Linked DNA regions of Homo sapiens: region 1 is linked to region 2. The links are chromatin loops, found by intact Hi-C in ENCODE. Cell type or tissue: HCT116. All regions are shown on one strand.

Region 1 (8,000 bases), 1.2 Mb before region 2:
TAAGTTCTTTTGTTTCTTAGACTTTCTATTTTTTGTTGTTTCTTATTCTTTGATTTTCATTTTTTCTTTTATCTCTTTAGCCATTTAAATTATTTTATAAGCTTGTTCAGATTATTATTTGTCCTTCTAGGTTCTCTACTAATCTGATTTATTCTGTCTGATAACTATTTTCTAGCACATTTTGTAATTTTTGATTAAGAAATTCTTGTATGTCGTTTTTTTTCTCTTGTAGGAATTTCATATGACATTGGTTCAGAGCAGTTTTTCATTTTCCTCTGCTACATACTTCAGTGAAGTAGGCTTGGATTCTCATCACTCATGAACACTGTAAATTGGACTCTACATCTCAGATTACTTAAGCTTGAGGTTTTGATTTCTCATGGTAATTTTTTTTTTTTTACTCACCCAGAACCCAAAATAAAGAAAATGTTATTGCTGGCATCCTAAGACATGTAGACACATTTTATCGAGCTCCTCATTTTCTGTGGGCGTAGCACTTTAAGGGTCCTGTCTTTATACTGGGATTTACATCCCCACTCCTGACCTCACATAGGTTTAATTTCTCTGCATAGATATTAATGTCCAACACCCTAGCAATTAGAGATCTCCTGAGTTCTATACTCTCCTGCACACCACTCATGCCATCCTGGCCACTGAAGCATCAACTTGTGTGCTTACCACTCTTTTAGTTCCTGATGTCTGGGGATTTTACTCTTTTTTAGCTGCCTTAGTAATGTATTTTAAAAGATTCTTTTTTACTTTATTCAGAATTTGTAAGCATTTGCAGCAGGAGTAGTTTATTCATTTGTTTAGTCTATCACATTGATGAAACCAAAATTGTAGTGTCATCTTGAGGATTAAATGAGATTTTGCATGTACAAAGTTTAGCGTATTGCCTGACTTAAGTTTGATCATATTTTTGATATTAGCCATTATTATAGAACAATTTGTGTAGATTCAAAATGAACCTCAAGCTACTGCTGAGAGGAGGAAGAAGCAGTTTTAGTACCTATGTTTTTGGTTATTTCCACACAAAGTTCTATGATTAGTCATAGGCTTAGGTACTGACCAGCATACATAGTTTCCAGCACTGTTCCTGGAAGTTCTCAACTTTTAAAATTATACCCTCCAATGTTGGATGTTGCCAGTGGATTCTTGTTTTTGTCCAATTTTTGTCATAATAATTTCACTGTGTTTTTCACAAAGGTTTTATGAAGGACAGTCAAATTCTTTGCCTACAAAACGATACATGGTGTCCAGAATACCTTTTACTAACCTATCAATAAAATTAACATAATTTGCAAAGATGACAGGAGATTTTCTCCAATAAAATGAAATCCTAGACCATCTAGGGCAATGAACAAAAAAAGTATTAACAGTAGCTCCTGCTTAACTATGTCATCTAGTACAATTAGTGTCATAAGTCATTGATGCTAAGCAGATGGTAATATTTTCTTTGGCAATTAATGAAAACATAGTACAGTGCTATGAAAAAAAAATGGTATAATATGACTCCATAAAAGAATGAAGAACACTGATTAAGAGATATATTCTAGATTCTTTAGTAGAAAATTAATCCTTAGTTTTGTGAAATTTTCATAAAAATTTGAAATGAATACATACATATTATATCAAGAAAAAGTATTCTTTTTTATTATACTTTAAGTTCTAGGGTACATGTGCACAATGTGCAGGTTTGTTACATATGTATACATGTGCCATGTTGGTGTGCTGCACCCATTAACTCGTCATTTACATTAGGTATATCTCCTAATGCTTTCCCTCCCCCCTCCCCCCAAGTATTTTTTAATTAAACTATATACAGAGTTATTTATAATTAGCAAAGATGGAACTAACCTATAACCTATTAGCAAAGATGAAATTAACCTATAAACTAAACTATAATGAGAATGGTTAAGCATGCTTATAGTCTTTTTTAACCATAGAATATTTTGGTGTCATTAAAATAATGTTTATGCAAATAAGAATAACCCAGTATCACCACCTTATACTCAGAGCAAAATGATTAGCTGCAAATGGTTTTATTATTAACAAGAACGAATAAAAAATAAAGCAAGTATACTATTCAAGAATCTAGAAAAATTAAAAATTAGGCTAAGGAAAATAGAAATAGAAATAAACAATGATAAAAGCAGAAGTATAAATGAAGCCATAAATGAGCTTTTTGAAAAGTCTAGTAAATAGCTGAAATCCTGGCAATGCAAATGAGGAAGAGAAGTCATACATATGTAATATTTGAAATGAGAATGAGGATATAACCAGAAACATTAAATCAATTTAAAAACAAAATACTAATAATATGGAGAATCCAAGTGGAATATTTTGAAAATATTAACAAATAAAAAATATCTTAAAAAGAAGTAGAAAGTGTATATAATATAATGGCCATACTGAATTTTATATTTTATCATGAATTCACCATTGATTTGATTTCAGCCTGGACCATTTTACAGGTGAATTCTTTCAGACCATTCTTAAGGTATTGAATCTATTCCAGATTTTTGATTAGAAATCTTAAATTAAGGCATATTTATTACTCTCCTTTAAAAAAAAATGAAACCTGTCAGAAACAGCAAGGAAAAAAAGAAAGGGAGTAATCCACCATCTACAATGACCTAAGAAATAATGTCTACTACAGCTTCAAACTATGAAGTATTCTGGCCAAAGATATCTCTACAGAGGAGAAAGCTTGTTGATAGTCAAGTGGTATTTGCATTCTGCCAGGTATGGGTTTCTCTGAAAGTAAGCACTGTAGTCCTTAAATGAGAAGCCACTGACTGACTGCAAGCTAGAGGAATGAGGCAGTCATGAGAAATGCAGGCATGTCCCTGTAACGACTTAGTTAAAAAACACAGAAAGTCAAAAACTGCAACTGAAGAATACAGCTTATGTCATTTCTATGGTCTCTAACCAATCCTCCTAATTGAGGCGGATGCTTAGAATAAGGTAGAGTGATTCAAGGAAAAAGACAAAGCAGTTGCATATTGTAACAGAAAGCTCATGGGGCAGAAACAACTAATCATAATGTTAACCCTTGTTGAACTATTATATGTGGCAGAAACTGTTCTAGATTTAATAGTGACTCATTTAATTTTTATAACAAGCTATAAAGGGACTATGCAGATAAAAAAACAGAGATACAGATAATTTAAAGTACTATTTCAAGACCAAAGAGCTAGCAGGGAGCAGCATTGGAATTTGAATCCTGTGGGTGACTTCAGAGCATAGGTTTTGAACTACTGTCTTCTGTACTCCCTTTTCTCCCTACCCTCAACTCTACTATGCTTTTCCCTCGGACACTAAAAGATTTAGTCAGAGAATAAAGGAGAGATCAGACAAAAGAGAGGCTAGAGATTGCCAGTTCACACTCCTCTCTCCATTTTCTCCACAGAATAGTCTTGTATTCCTCTCTAATTTGTCCTGAGCGCTCTCTCTCTGGAGATTGGCTATAAACTCCAGCCTTGCCCTGATGCAGATCCATGGGATTTGATCCAGGATGTTTACAATATGCCTTTCATGGGATACAGATGCTTTTTTTTTTTTTAATTCTGGCAGATGGCTTAATGCCTAAGTGTACAACATATGACTTGGTGTCCCTCTCACAGTAAATTTGTCTATGCTGGCAGATACCCCTATGGCTCTTGTCTGACCTGTGTCCAGTTTATAACACCAAGATAGCCACTCTCCAGGAGAGCTTTGACTAGAAGGAAAGTTAGATGTGGGTGTGTCAATTAGGTAAGACAGAGGAGGCAACACAGCACAAACACATGAAATGTCAGAAGCAGTTTATTATGTACAGATCCCAAAGAGAAGAGGGGTGTCAATGAGGGTTGACAGGAAGTCTGGAGCCAACAGAGTGCCCAACCTGTAGGTGGAGTGTGGAGGAAGATCTATGAGCCAAGGACTTTATTAGGGTGCAGGGCATTACCCAAGCAGGCTTCCCACAGGAAATTCTAACTGGCATGTTTAGAGCAAGCTAGCATGAATCTCAAAGGGTCATGTTGTGACTGAGAGTGGTTACTGTGGCATGTATGTACAGTCTATGTAGGTGTGGGGTCAGTGGAGTGAGTCAGCTAGGTTGTATCTCTATGTCCCGTAGGGAGGTAGCCACCAGGAGGCAGACATTTGGATTGACCACATTGAGGAACTGGGAAGAGGCAGAGAACTGGATATGTGTCAAAGGTAACTAAGCCTTGCTTCTGGTATGAGAAAGTTAAACCTAGATTCAAAATGGATGCTGAAGCAACATAAAGTTTTAACAATTTACTCCACACAGTTCCTTATCTGGAATCTGGCAGATGAATCATTCAGAGATGAGTAAAAATCTTAAACAAAAGGAAATAAATATACATTATTAAATGAGTTGCCCAAAGAATGAAGGGTTCAGTTCAATAGAATTTCATGTTCTTAAAAAATTACAGACAATTTGATATTTCTAAAAATAAAAAATGCTTAGGAAGAGGATTGTGTGATAAGAGGAGAATCTAACAGCAAGTTGGAAAAACTCAGGAAAAACATGGCAATAAAACAAACATTTCAGAATGAAAGCAATAAGAAGTAGAAAAAGAAAGTAATACCGATTTTGGCAAAGATAGGGTGGATGGCTTGGGAAAATCAGAAAATGAATCAAACTAAAATAATAAAATATTTTAATAATAACAGAAAAGATAAAGGGAGCCCAATATATGCATAATTGGTATTTTTGAAAATGAGGACGTATGGAACAGATTCAAACATTCAATACCAAGGAGAGTGTATTTCCAGAATGTAAAGAAGTTCAATATTAGAAAAAACATTACATGTAATTTATATTTTCAATAAATGCAAAAGGGAAAAAATATATTTGCCTAATATATGCCAAAAAGGCATTTGACAAAATCTGAAACATCTGATTTTAAAAATGTGTTTAGCAAAATAGGATTAGAATAGAAATTGACACAATAAATAATCTCAAACTAACATACATCCTTAATGGCTAGAAGACTAGATTTATTCTCATTAAGAGCACAATAAAAACAAAGGTTCTGTTATCAATTATCATATAGCTTTACTTTGAAATATTAGAAAAGTTAATTGTACAAGAAAAATAAATACCTATAAACATTTGGAAACAGATGACAAAGGAGCAATAATGTGACTATTTAAAAATGATGCAAATTAATAGCAAAAGTATAAGGATGACAATAGAAAAGGCTAGAAATATACAAAAATAGTAATTCTATGAAAAATTCTATAGCCTTTATAGTAATCAAAGCATAAAAAGACAATAAGCAATGATTTGTTTTGTTTTTTTCCTATTGGACTGAAATACTAAGATTAGTAATGTTATTCAGAATTGGTAAGGGTTTGTGAAGCAGACATCCTCTGCTTTTGGGAAAATTACCAATTTGTATACCCTTCTAGTTAATCTTAGAAATAGATGAATAGCCTTTAAAATGTTATTACAGTATGACTCAGTAGTTTACCTCTAGACGTTTTTCCTAAGGAAGTAATTGGACAACATGCTCAGTATACACAAAGATATACCTTAAAACATCTTCTATTCCAGTACTCTCGTAGCAAAAATTAGAGGTACCTAGGTTGTTTATGATCTATTGTTAAATAAAAACTATTCAGAAGGTTCTGTTTAATTACTGTCTTAAAAAGTTGGGAAGAATGCATATCAAGAATGTTTATATCTAGATGGCAGGATGATTGATATTTAAAAATTTTTGTCTTCCAATTTCTTCTATGAGCATGTATTACATGTATACTGAGTTATGCTCATAAGAAACTTTTGTATATATCATGTTTGTACAGAAAGCAATGTAAACATTCTTATACAGTTTGATCCCAAGTGACAACCAAAATCCTTTAAAAAAATCTTGAATTAAACTAAAATATTGCTAGTTGCCTTTGGGAGATAAAATTATGATGATCTTTAAGCCTTTTTGTATGTATTTTCTCTGCTTTCTGTAATTTCTAAAAATATTTTGTGATTTAAAAAAAACACAGAAACCCAAAAGCAGAGGGAGAAACATGAAGAAAAGTAACTTTTATCCTATTAATTAAATTAAAATTGGTTTCTCCTGTGCCATAGTTTGTTCATCTGTGACTTCATGTGTGACTGCAGTTGGGGGCTCAGTTGGATGACGTCATTTTTCTATCTGTATTTTATATTCCCTTCAGGAGGCTTATTTTGAGGAAATACACAAAGACTATAAATTAAGAAATGGAAGTAAAAAGAGCCCTAGCTCATAGGAGCATACTTTTAACTATTTCAATTTTCAAATGTTTTCTTGTATCAGGACAAGATTACCTCTGTCTATGGGTTTCACTTTTTCACCTTGAGGCTGAAGTGATTAAATGGGGATGAAGAGATAAAATGCTTGTAATGAAATAAGGTTTGAAGTAGCTCTGTATTCCTTCTCCTTTATTTTCTTCTGAAGTTTTAATAGTATTCATCTATCTTACTGTTTTATAAAAATGATATATGCTTATTATATAAATGCAAGCAATAAAGAAAAGTAGGTGGGAAGTAAAAAACATATTAAATTGCTGCACAGAAGAATCTATCATTAACAACTAGTGAACAACACTTAAGATCTCTCTCTCCCTTGGGATATATTCAGAGAGCAAGGGAGATAACTAGATCAGTAACAAGAAGTAACTTCAGAAAAATGGCATCAATCTAAATATACTATTTTCTTAAGTACTGAATTTACTTTAACTTAAACCAAAGAAAAAAGTAAAATGAAAATAATCTTTTTTTTTTTTTTGAGACGGAGTCTCACTCTGTCGCCCAGGCTGGAGTGCAATGGCACAATCTTGGCTCACTGCAGTCTCCGCCTCCCAGTTTCAAGTGATTCTCCTGCCTCAGCCTCCCGAGTACCTGGGTTAACAGGTGCCCACCATCACACCCATCTGACTTTTGTATTTTTAGTAGAGATGGGGTTTCACCATGCTGGTCAGGCTGGTCTCGAACTCCTGACCTCTGGTGATCAGCCCGCCTCGGCCTCCCAAAGTGCTGAGATTATAGGTGTGAGCCACCATGCCTGGCCGAAAATAATTTCTGAACTTCAGATTAACATTTTATCAGCAGAAGACATCATAGATCCTTAAAAGTTAAGAACAGACAGATTATAAGAAACTTTGAAAGATTAAAGTCACATATATATATACATCCTGTTTATTTTGTTTTCTATTTTAAAATGGACACTTTAAAAATATGTTTTCCTTCAGATTACACTTTTAGAGTTTGGAGTTGAATTAAAGACATTCACTACAGTATTAACCACTGGAGGCCGACAGATTGATTTATATCGGTAATGAAAAGGATTCAAGCCAGGAAAGACGTGCGCATCAGCACAGACCACCACTACTGGATTCCAATATCCCTGCTTCTGCAATTTACAGGGACACGAGTCAGCAACTCATAGTGTTCACACCACCTGTGACAGGTGACACGGCTAACCTTACAACATCAGAGGTGGCTTAAGTGTATTTGTATATAAAATCCTAGGAAAAAGAAAATTAAGAAGTAAGAAACCTGCGCATTTCTCTAATCCTCTTACATGGTCTCAAGATGTGCTAGATAGCCAAACAGATACAGGTTCCCGAAACACCACTATAGTCATACATCACATTCCATGCACACCTAGATTCTCAAGTCATCTATATCCAGCACTACAGTTTGTAGATGAAATCTGGTAAGCTGGTGGAGGAATAATGGGAGTCTGCATTTATTGAGTCTTTGCAAAGGGGAGAACTGAAGAATTGCCTAGATAATAGTTTCTAATGTTAATATTTAAAATGATGTTGCTGCACATGGAAGTTTGAAATGTATACTGAGATTTGTTACTGACTCTTCTCATCAGGACTGGCATGTTTATTCCCTGGTGCTAGAAATACTGGCATCCAGTGGTTCATAGTTACACTCTTCATTGAAATTGCCCTCAGCCTCAGGGAACTGCCTCATCTAAAATTATACCTGCTCTAGG
Region 2 (8,000 bases):
TCCATCTCAAAAAAAAAAAATTGGAAGGTATCTGTAAAATGTCAAAGTTAAGATGAAGTTATATCTGTTTGGAATAGCACTTTGCCCTAAATATCATTTCTTGAATTTTCAAGCCTAAAGATGTTTAAAAATATGAATAGTTACAAATATTCTTATACATATTTTTTATCATGATCACAACAAAATTTTGTTTATGTGGTTCTGCAATATAATTTCTGTGAAGTATTACAAGTATTTATGAAAAATAAGCATAGTGATCAGAAATTTTAAAGATTTTGTATAAAAACATTTGGGAGATTTGACTTTATACATGCATAGATTTGCATTTTACTTTCCCTTTTGAGGCAGCATTTTTAGAAAATCAGTAAGAAAAATGTACATCTTAAGGTCTACTATTTTACATTTCTACACAGAATTTTAGTGTTAATGTTCCATGTGTCTATACTGTTTATTTCAAAACTGAGAAATTCATGGGAATGATGTATTTTGTGGAATCAAGAACAAAATTATAGTGGGATAATTTTACATCTTAAATATTTCTTTCTACTACTGTAAGCTCTACTTTGGAATTATCTGAGTAGAAAATCAGAAGACATTATCTAACTTTGTAGATACACTGTATGATTGGGCTTTTTGTTCAGATTGTAATTTCATTAATAGATGAAATATTTATGCTAATATTTTCTTATTTCAAAAGCAAAATAAAATGAATTTATTGTCCTGTGTTTGGAAAGACATTTTTCCCTCGGACAAGAGGTTTGGACTGGATGGTGAGTGGGCCTGTCTGGATCATGCTAAGATGTGGTCAGCATTTTAAGATGTGTTAAATAATCAAATGATTTACAAAAACCAGAAGTCTTTATTGAGTTCTTCCAATGTGTGAGCTATTATGCCAGGCACTTCCTATGCATTGTCATTGTCGAATTTAATCCCCATAGTGACCTCTATTATTATCATTTTGTAGATGTGGAAACTGAGGCACCAGTTCCCACAGCTCAGTATCCTCTAGTGTGAAATCCTGTAAAACTGGGATGCTGCTGATGCTGAAGCCCTGTGTCCTTCCCCTGTGCCTACTTGGATTATCTTATGTGGGTTCAAGAAGCTGTTGGGAAACCGACGCTCCCTTGGACAGATAAAATCCTTTGGATTATGCTTCAGTCTTCTAATCAATATTGAAGGAAGATTCTAGATTGGAGATTTCCAAGAGTTTTCCCAAGAGGATCTATCAAAACCACTACTTTCAGGCTCAGTGGTTTAATTTGCTGTTGATTGATCCAGGCTTCTTTTGGGGAGCATTTAGGGTTGAGGGGGTGAATTGGGGAGCATATTTTGTCCCAAAAGTGAGCTAGTTCCACTGTCTGCTTTCCACATTACCAAAGTCAGGCTTTCTCAGTTAGGAGTTGAGTTCTTTTTGAATTGCCTTCACCACTGCCAGTGATAATGAAAATGGTAATGTCTATTTGACACTCCCCTTCCTGGTCCCAGTAGGTCTAATTCTGAAATTGTTTACTGAAATGAAATAGTACAAATTCAGGGTGGATATCTGAGTTTCTTTTCTCACACTTGAAAGTTTGAGTAAAAAAAAAAAAAAGTTTTTTTTTTGTTTTTTTTTTTAACTCCGTCAAGCAATAGATTTTTATATCTGTTGCCAGCGTAGCTACCAATGACAGATAACTGAGGTTTTGTCCCATAGCACGGAAAACTATTTGGTTGGGGAGTGGGAAGATATAAATAATGATAAAAGGACTGACATTTAAGACAAAACATGATGGTACTTTTCAAACATATACAAAAGTAGAATGAATAGTGTAAAGAACTTGAGGTACCTATCCCCCCACATCTACAATTATCTACCCATTATCCTCTCCCTTGAGAAGCAATTTGAAGTATATTAACATGTGGGCAGCTCATGTTTCCTTCAGCTGCCAGGGAATGCCTGAACTTGGCAAGAATAATTTGTTCCTGCTAACGGGGACATGTGTGGTTAGTATCACCTATTAATGAGCCACATCATTACTTACAAAGCTGATTGGGGCTCCTTTCTTGATATGGGCTTTGAGTGTCTCAATTGAAGATTAAAATTTTCTCCTTTTCTCCCCAGCCCCTAAGGATCTATCTACCTGAGGCCCAGGGCTGTATTAAATAAGTTAAAAGAGGCTTTTTTTTTTTTTCTCTCCTGACCCAAGAGAGTCAAACCAATGAAAAGGGATTTTGAGGTTTAGATGAGAGTGATCATTATTACTCTCATTATTGCTCTTAATTGTTTAAGGGTCAGAGGTCTTTTTGAGGGATCTGGGACCTAAGATTGGTCTAGAATTAAGTAAAAAGCAGTTTATTTTTGAGTTGAGTTGGCACTAAAAGGCTTTAGAATTAGCATTTCAAATGCAGCCCTTTTCACATTTTTCCATAAATATGTTTCTTTTGTGATGACAAGTTAGGCCTTTTCCCACTGACCAGTGTAATGATGGAAGAGTTCAAGGACCTTGTCCTACGAAAGATGAAGACCTATGTTCATTCTTGGATAGCTTATTTTTGCAACTGTGGGCAGAGCAAGGTGTGGGTATAGGTCAAGGTAGGGAAGAGTTCGGGAGTGGGAGAAAGGTTGGGGGGCAGCTTCTGTGTGGTTACCTGAGGTTCCGGCCCACGTGCAGGTGGATGAATCCAGATTTCTGACCCTAAGCTCAAACAGGGAAGAGCAAACAGCTCAAACAGCTTTCTAAAGCTCAAACAGGGAAGAGCAAAGCCTTTTTCAGAATCGCAGAACTGACAGGGCTGGTGTGAGCATTCAGTGCCCACACTGGACCTACGAAGTCTCACAGGGTGTAGTTCCTGACGTTAGGCTACATCCCCCATCTTCTACTACAATCTAGCGCCCAGTTTTTCTATCAGTTCCTTCAAGTACCAAGCCTCCCCTTTATACCCCTGACCCTGGGGCATTTTGCATATGTTGATCCCTGTGATCACTCTCTTCTCATATTTTGGGTCTCAGTTTAAATGTCACTGCCCTAGAGAGTCCATCTTTAACCACTGCCCTTATCTAAATTATACATCCCTCCCCCGCCACTACCACCCACATTCTTCATGCTCATAGCATTCTATTATTTTCCTTCAAAGAACATCTTTTAGTTATGATCATATATATTGATGTGTGTTTTTATTTTTAAATTTCATCTGCTCCACAAAACCACAGGCTTTCTGAGGATACGGATCATACTGACTCATTCACTATTTAGAGCAGTGCCTGACCCAGAGTAGGCATTCAATGAATACTTGGTCAATGAATAAATGAGTGTAAAGAACAAATAAATGAAAAAACTGCTAAGGAGAATTGTAACATTAGCGAGGGTGGGGCGGATTGAAGGGTTGGGGTGCAGGTTTGTTTGGGTGCAAATTGCTCTTGTACCCAGAACAGACAGGATACATTAGATGTTCCTAATTTGGTGTGTCAAAATAGGACACCTTGTTAGAAGTGTCACAAAAACAGTAGAAGCTCTGGAGCATTGACCATTATGGAGCAGGTTTTGGAAAGGGAATAAAAGTGGCAAAGTAAAGAGTTGATCAAAAGATATTAAATAACAAACTTTGGATTGAGGCCTGAATGTAAAAAATGATACTACTGTGTTCAACCCAGACAGGCTTAATTAAATAGCTGTTGTGCACAAATGAACGGAAACCCAAGGGAAGAGGAACTGTTCACACAAGGGAGCCCTGGAACGTTGGGAAAATGTGGATTGCACCTGCCCCAAACCTGAAAAGACAGGGTTTCAATTACAGGCACCACACAAACTGCTTTTACACAAAATATTTATGCCAGGGTTTTGCTAGGTGCAGAAGATGTTTCTGACTGAAATCTTTGTCCTGACCAGACCTATGGCTGCCCCTAACTCATAAAGCATTATTGAAAATTAGACAGTATGCTGGCAGACATTTTTAAGAGATGGTGAAAGGAGTTAATCAACCAACTATTTATCAAGCACCTCTTTGGAATCTGGAACCATGTTACATATGGTGGAGAATTAAAAATACACATAGGACCCCCTCCATGATCTCAAATTTACTACCTAATTGGTAAATTGAAACCAACTCAGGTTAGAACAACACCAAGAAGTTATTAAATGTTGACCTGAGGCTAAGGGCATGTGTAGTACTTTGAGGGTTAGGAGAGGAAGAATTCATTATGGGTTGAAGAAATTTGATTCTGGGGAATTTGAAGACAGGATTGAACAGATTGGAATCAGCCCTTACTTTTTTCAGGGCAAGAGGCTGGGAGTGAGGGAAAGAGATGTGAGGCAGCTGCTTTGTGTGGCTCCTTGAGGTTCCAGCAGGCATCTCAGGCCAGTGCAGAACCAAGCACACGTGGACATAAATGTTCCGATGACGGGTCCATAAAGGTGTCTGGGACTTTTGGGGATTGCAGTTGCCTTCTTTAAGTACAAAGCAGGGATTTTCAGGGCATGGGGTTATAATTCAATATTCATCTCTCAACTGTAAAGAGTGTCATTCTCTTCTTAAGGATCCAAAGTTTGGATCCTTAAGCACAGAAAAGAGTTTTAAAATTGACATATTATGCAGCACTGCCATCTGCTGGAATTAGCAAGAACACTTCCCAGGAGTAGGGGAATCTCCAATTGTTCAACTCCCCAAGGCCTACCTTAAAGGCACAAACATTAAAGTTTGTCATTGTTTCCTCCTCTTCCAACTCCCCCTTGCTCGTTACCCATCCCACATTTATCCTGTTCCTCTTGCAAGTATAAACACGGGGATAAAGATGCTGTGTTGCAGTTTTCAGCTTTTGGTTACCTATATCAGTTCTGTAACATAGAGTATCAAAGTTAATATGAATGATGATTTTGACTGGCTTGACTAGGGATAGCCATTGGTAAAACATAACGTAAAAAAAATTTGAAGTCCTCTGCCTTTCTCTGGAACCCAGATTGTCAGCCTTCCATTCTTGTTCCCACTGTGACCCCTACTAATGTGTTAATTTATTTGATGTGAGTTGATAAAGGAGTTAAAGTGTGAGACACAGAATCTCAAAGTTATACCAGAAGCCAAATGTTAGAAAATGTTGAAACCAAATGATACAGAAGAATGGATTCCATGTCAATTTGAAAACATAAAATATCGGATTATACTGTACAGCAAATATGACAAAGTGATTAAATTTACTTTAAATGTGTAGTGCATGTGAAATCGTGGGGATTCTATTTATTTATAACTGAAATTGCTTTCAAAGGAGAGTGGATCATGTTAAAATGAAAGTTCTTATGTAGAACTAAGAACTAAGCAACTCATAGTTGGGTTTGTGACTGAGTATGAGGATAAGAGTTAGAACTGAATTGCTCTGTTTAAGAAAAATGGAGGAACGGTTTTGAAGGGAGAAGAGACACAGGGAAACAGGCAAAGCTCAGAATCACAGAAAGAGGCAGGCATATCAATAAATGGTTGGGGATCTTTCCTTCTTTTCTTCTTTCTTTGCTCCCTCCATTCCTCTTTTTTGTTTCCTGTCTCCCCTCTCCCAATATCCCTCCCTCTCACTTCTCTCCCTTTTTCTTTCTGAAAAACAGAGATTACCTAATATTAACTTTAAAGTTGTAGATTCTTCTGTCTCCTAAGATCTTCTCAATAAAGGGTTTTTATATAGAAATGACCTGTAAGTGATTTTAGTTTTGGTGTTTTGGTTTTTATATTTGTTGTTGTTTGTTTGCTTTGGTGAGATTTGCTGGAGTTGATGTGGTATGGAAAGGAAAAGCATGTGAAGAGAGATGAAGTTACTCTTGAACAAAATTAATATTTAATAGAATTAGGGACTCGCAGCCACATTCCAAAGTCCATGGCCTGGAGGCTCAAGGCAAACTCAGGGGATGTTAAAGCGCAGGTGACCCCAGCCCTAGTTGTTACACGTGTTCCAGCGCCCTCCACCCCTCCCCATCCCCTCCCCGCCCCTTCCCTTTCCTTTTTAAATTGACAAATAAAAATCATGTATATTTATCATGTACAACATGATGTTTTAAAATATGTATACATTGTGGAATGGCCATATCAAACTATCTCCTTGCCTTCTTATTTTGCTCTCCACACTGGGTGAGGGTCTGATGCTGGTTGGTGTGTGCACAAGGGATATATCCTTCCTTCCAAGGACAAAGGACTGGGTACGTGTTCTGGCTTCTAATTGTTTACTGGTTCTTCAGTCTTCCAAAATATGTGGCTTCCTTTTTTTGAGGAATTTATTCCAAATCTTTGAATTCCAAAATCCAATTCTGGAAACAAACCCTCACTTAGATGGAGTCCGTCAGTTTCTTAGGTCATTCTCCCTGAGGTTTCAGAACAGCTTTTAATCCCAGCATCAAGAGGCAGCTAATGTACATAAATAGTTCCCTTTCCTAGTTCCTTCCAGGGAATTTCGGGGTTCTGTGTACAATAGTGTCTGGTGACCTATGATTGTAGAATGTGGGCTTGGTGTGATCCTCTAGAATCTCTCTCCTCTGGTCTGTAAAGATTTGGTCCTATCTTCCCATATCCTTCATTCCAAATTTTAAGACTATTTAGAAAGTATTATATAGTAGTTAAGTGCTAGATTCTAGAACCAGACACCCAGAGTTTGAATCCTTTTCCCACCTCTTATTAGGTATGCGACCTTGGGCTTGCTTAATGTGTCTAAATCCTAATTACTCATGTGCGAAAGGAAAGAATAAAAATGCCTATTTTAGGGGGGTTTGTAAGGATTTTACAAGATTACTACATGCCCTGCACTTAGAACAGCACCCGGCAGATATTGTGTACTATGTAAGAGTTAGCTATAACTATCATTGCATCACCGGAGTCAAGAACGCTAGTGTTCTATGTTAAGTGTTCAATCCAAGTGGCCTCAGTCTATGCTTGCCCTTCAGAGTTTGTTGTCTGTGAGGCACCTGTGTGCTCCCATTGAGGCATGGCTTTCCCAAAGCTTATTCATGTCACCTTCATTATTTCTTTAGTTACTCAGCTAGGTGCCATCATGAAAGGAGGTATTGAGAAATCCAGTTCATCACTTACAGAGGAACCCCTCAGTTCAGACAGTTTTGGGAATATATACATGGCATTTCTAGTACATTTCTAGTAATTAGATGCTGTTTTATTCCTCAAAGTGAAATACAAAATGTTGAATGAACAAATTCAACTTAGTAAATATGAAGTTTCCGAAGAAGGGGGTAGTTGTGTTTGGGGTGGGATCCAGTGTGTGTGGCTTGATCTTAGGAAAAGAGAAAGCTAAAGAAGAAGAAACCACATCCCAGTGAGGCAGGGAACTTTGGCTCAGAAGAGAAGTAGAGAGGAATGCGGAGGCTGGAGTCCTGGGAGAAAAGGGGATGTACAAGCAGAAAGAGAGGGGATGTATGAGCAGAAAGCTAAGTGATAAACTTGTTTTAAATATACACTTGCTATGTTGTTCTGAAGGGATAGAAAGAGGAAGAAAGTTAGTTTTGTGAGAAGGGGCTATCCCAATCTGTGATGGTACGTTTTATAATGTTATTTTTTGATCTGTTTAATATAGACTTTATCTATTGGTTTTCTGCTATGTTGTTAGGATTTAATTAACTGAATTTAAAGAACTCTTCTCATCCCACAACTCAATTTTTACTTAATTTGTTTTATAAGTTATACTAACATATTTAATTCTTACTCCATAAAACCTTAACTGTATCTTTTGAGTCTCTATTCTTCTGCTATGGTTTGAATGTTTTTGTCTCCTCCAAATTCATAGATTGGAAGCTTAATCTCCAATGCAACAGTATTGAGAGGTGAGGCCTAAGGAGAGATGTTCCTGAGGGCTCTGCCCACATGACTAGACTAATGGTCTTATGAAAAGGGCTTGCAGGAGTGAGTTCTTGCTCTCTTCTGCTCTTCTGCCATGTGAGGAACAGAGTTCCTCCCTTCCAGAGGGTGCAGCATTCAAGGTGACATCTTGGAAGCAGAGACCAGGCCCTCACCAGACACCAAACCTGCCAGCTCCTTGATCTTGA

What was found. Hi-C counts contacts between places; a loop is a spot of excess contacts. Peaks named below come from ENCODE experiments on the same cell type or tissue, not always from the same donor. Only the 100,000 strongest peaks of a DNase experiment are listed, where the experiment ranks them.
Region 1: a loop joins it to region 2, with 7 times the contacts of the local background. A loop is called at or near these places in 4 of 110 quality-filtered maps.

What each region holds. Positions count from the first base shown.
Region 1 is chr10:90,575,926-90,583,925 of GRCh38, reverse strand. No RefSeq gene overlaps it. Among named protein-coding and RNA genes, the nearest start is that of LINC02653, 39 kb to the right of the region's middle. In HCT116, CTCF peaks have their summits at 3,900 and 4,102 (motif pointing right); a DNase peak (open chromatin) is centred at 4,125; H3K27ac peaks cover 2,206 bases.
Region 2 is chr10:89,423,024-89,431,023 of GRCh38, reverse strand. SLC16A12 (solute carrier family 16 member 12) reads left to right here. Exons shown (of 8, transcript NM_213606.4): 8 at 1-725. Among named protein-coding and RNA genes, the nearest start is that of IFIT5, 12 kb to the right of the region's middle. RefSeq lists an enhancer at 7,810-8,000. In HCT116, a CTCF peak has its summit at 4,581 (motif pointing left); a DNase peak (open chromatin) is centred at 4,593.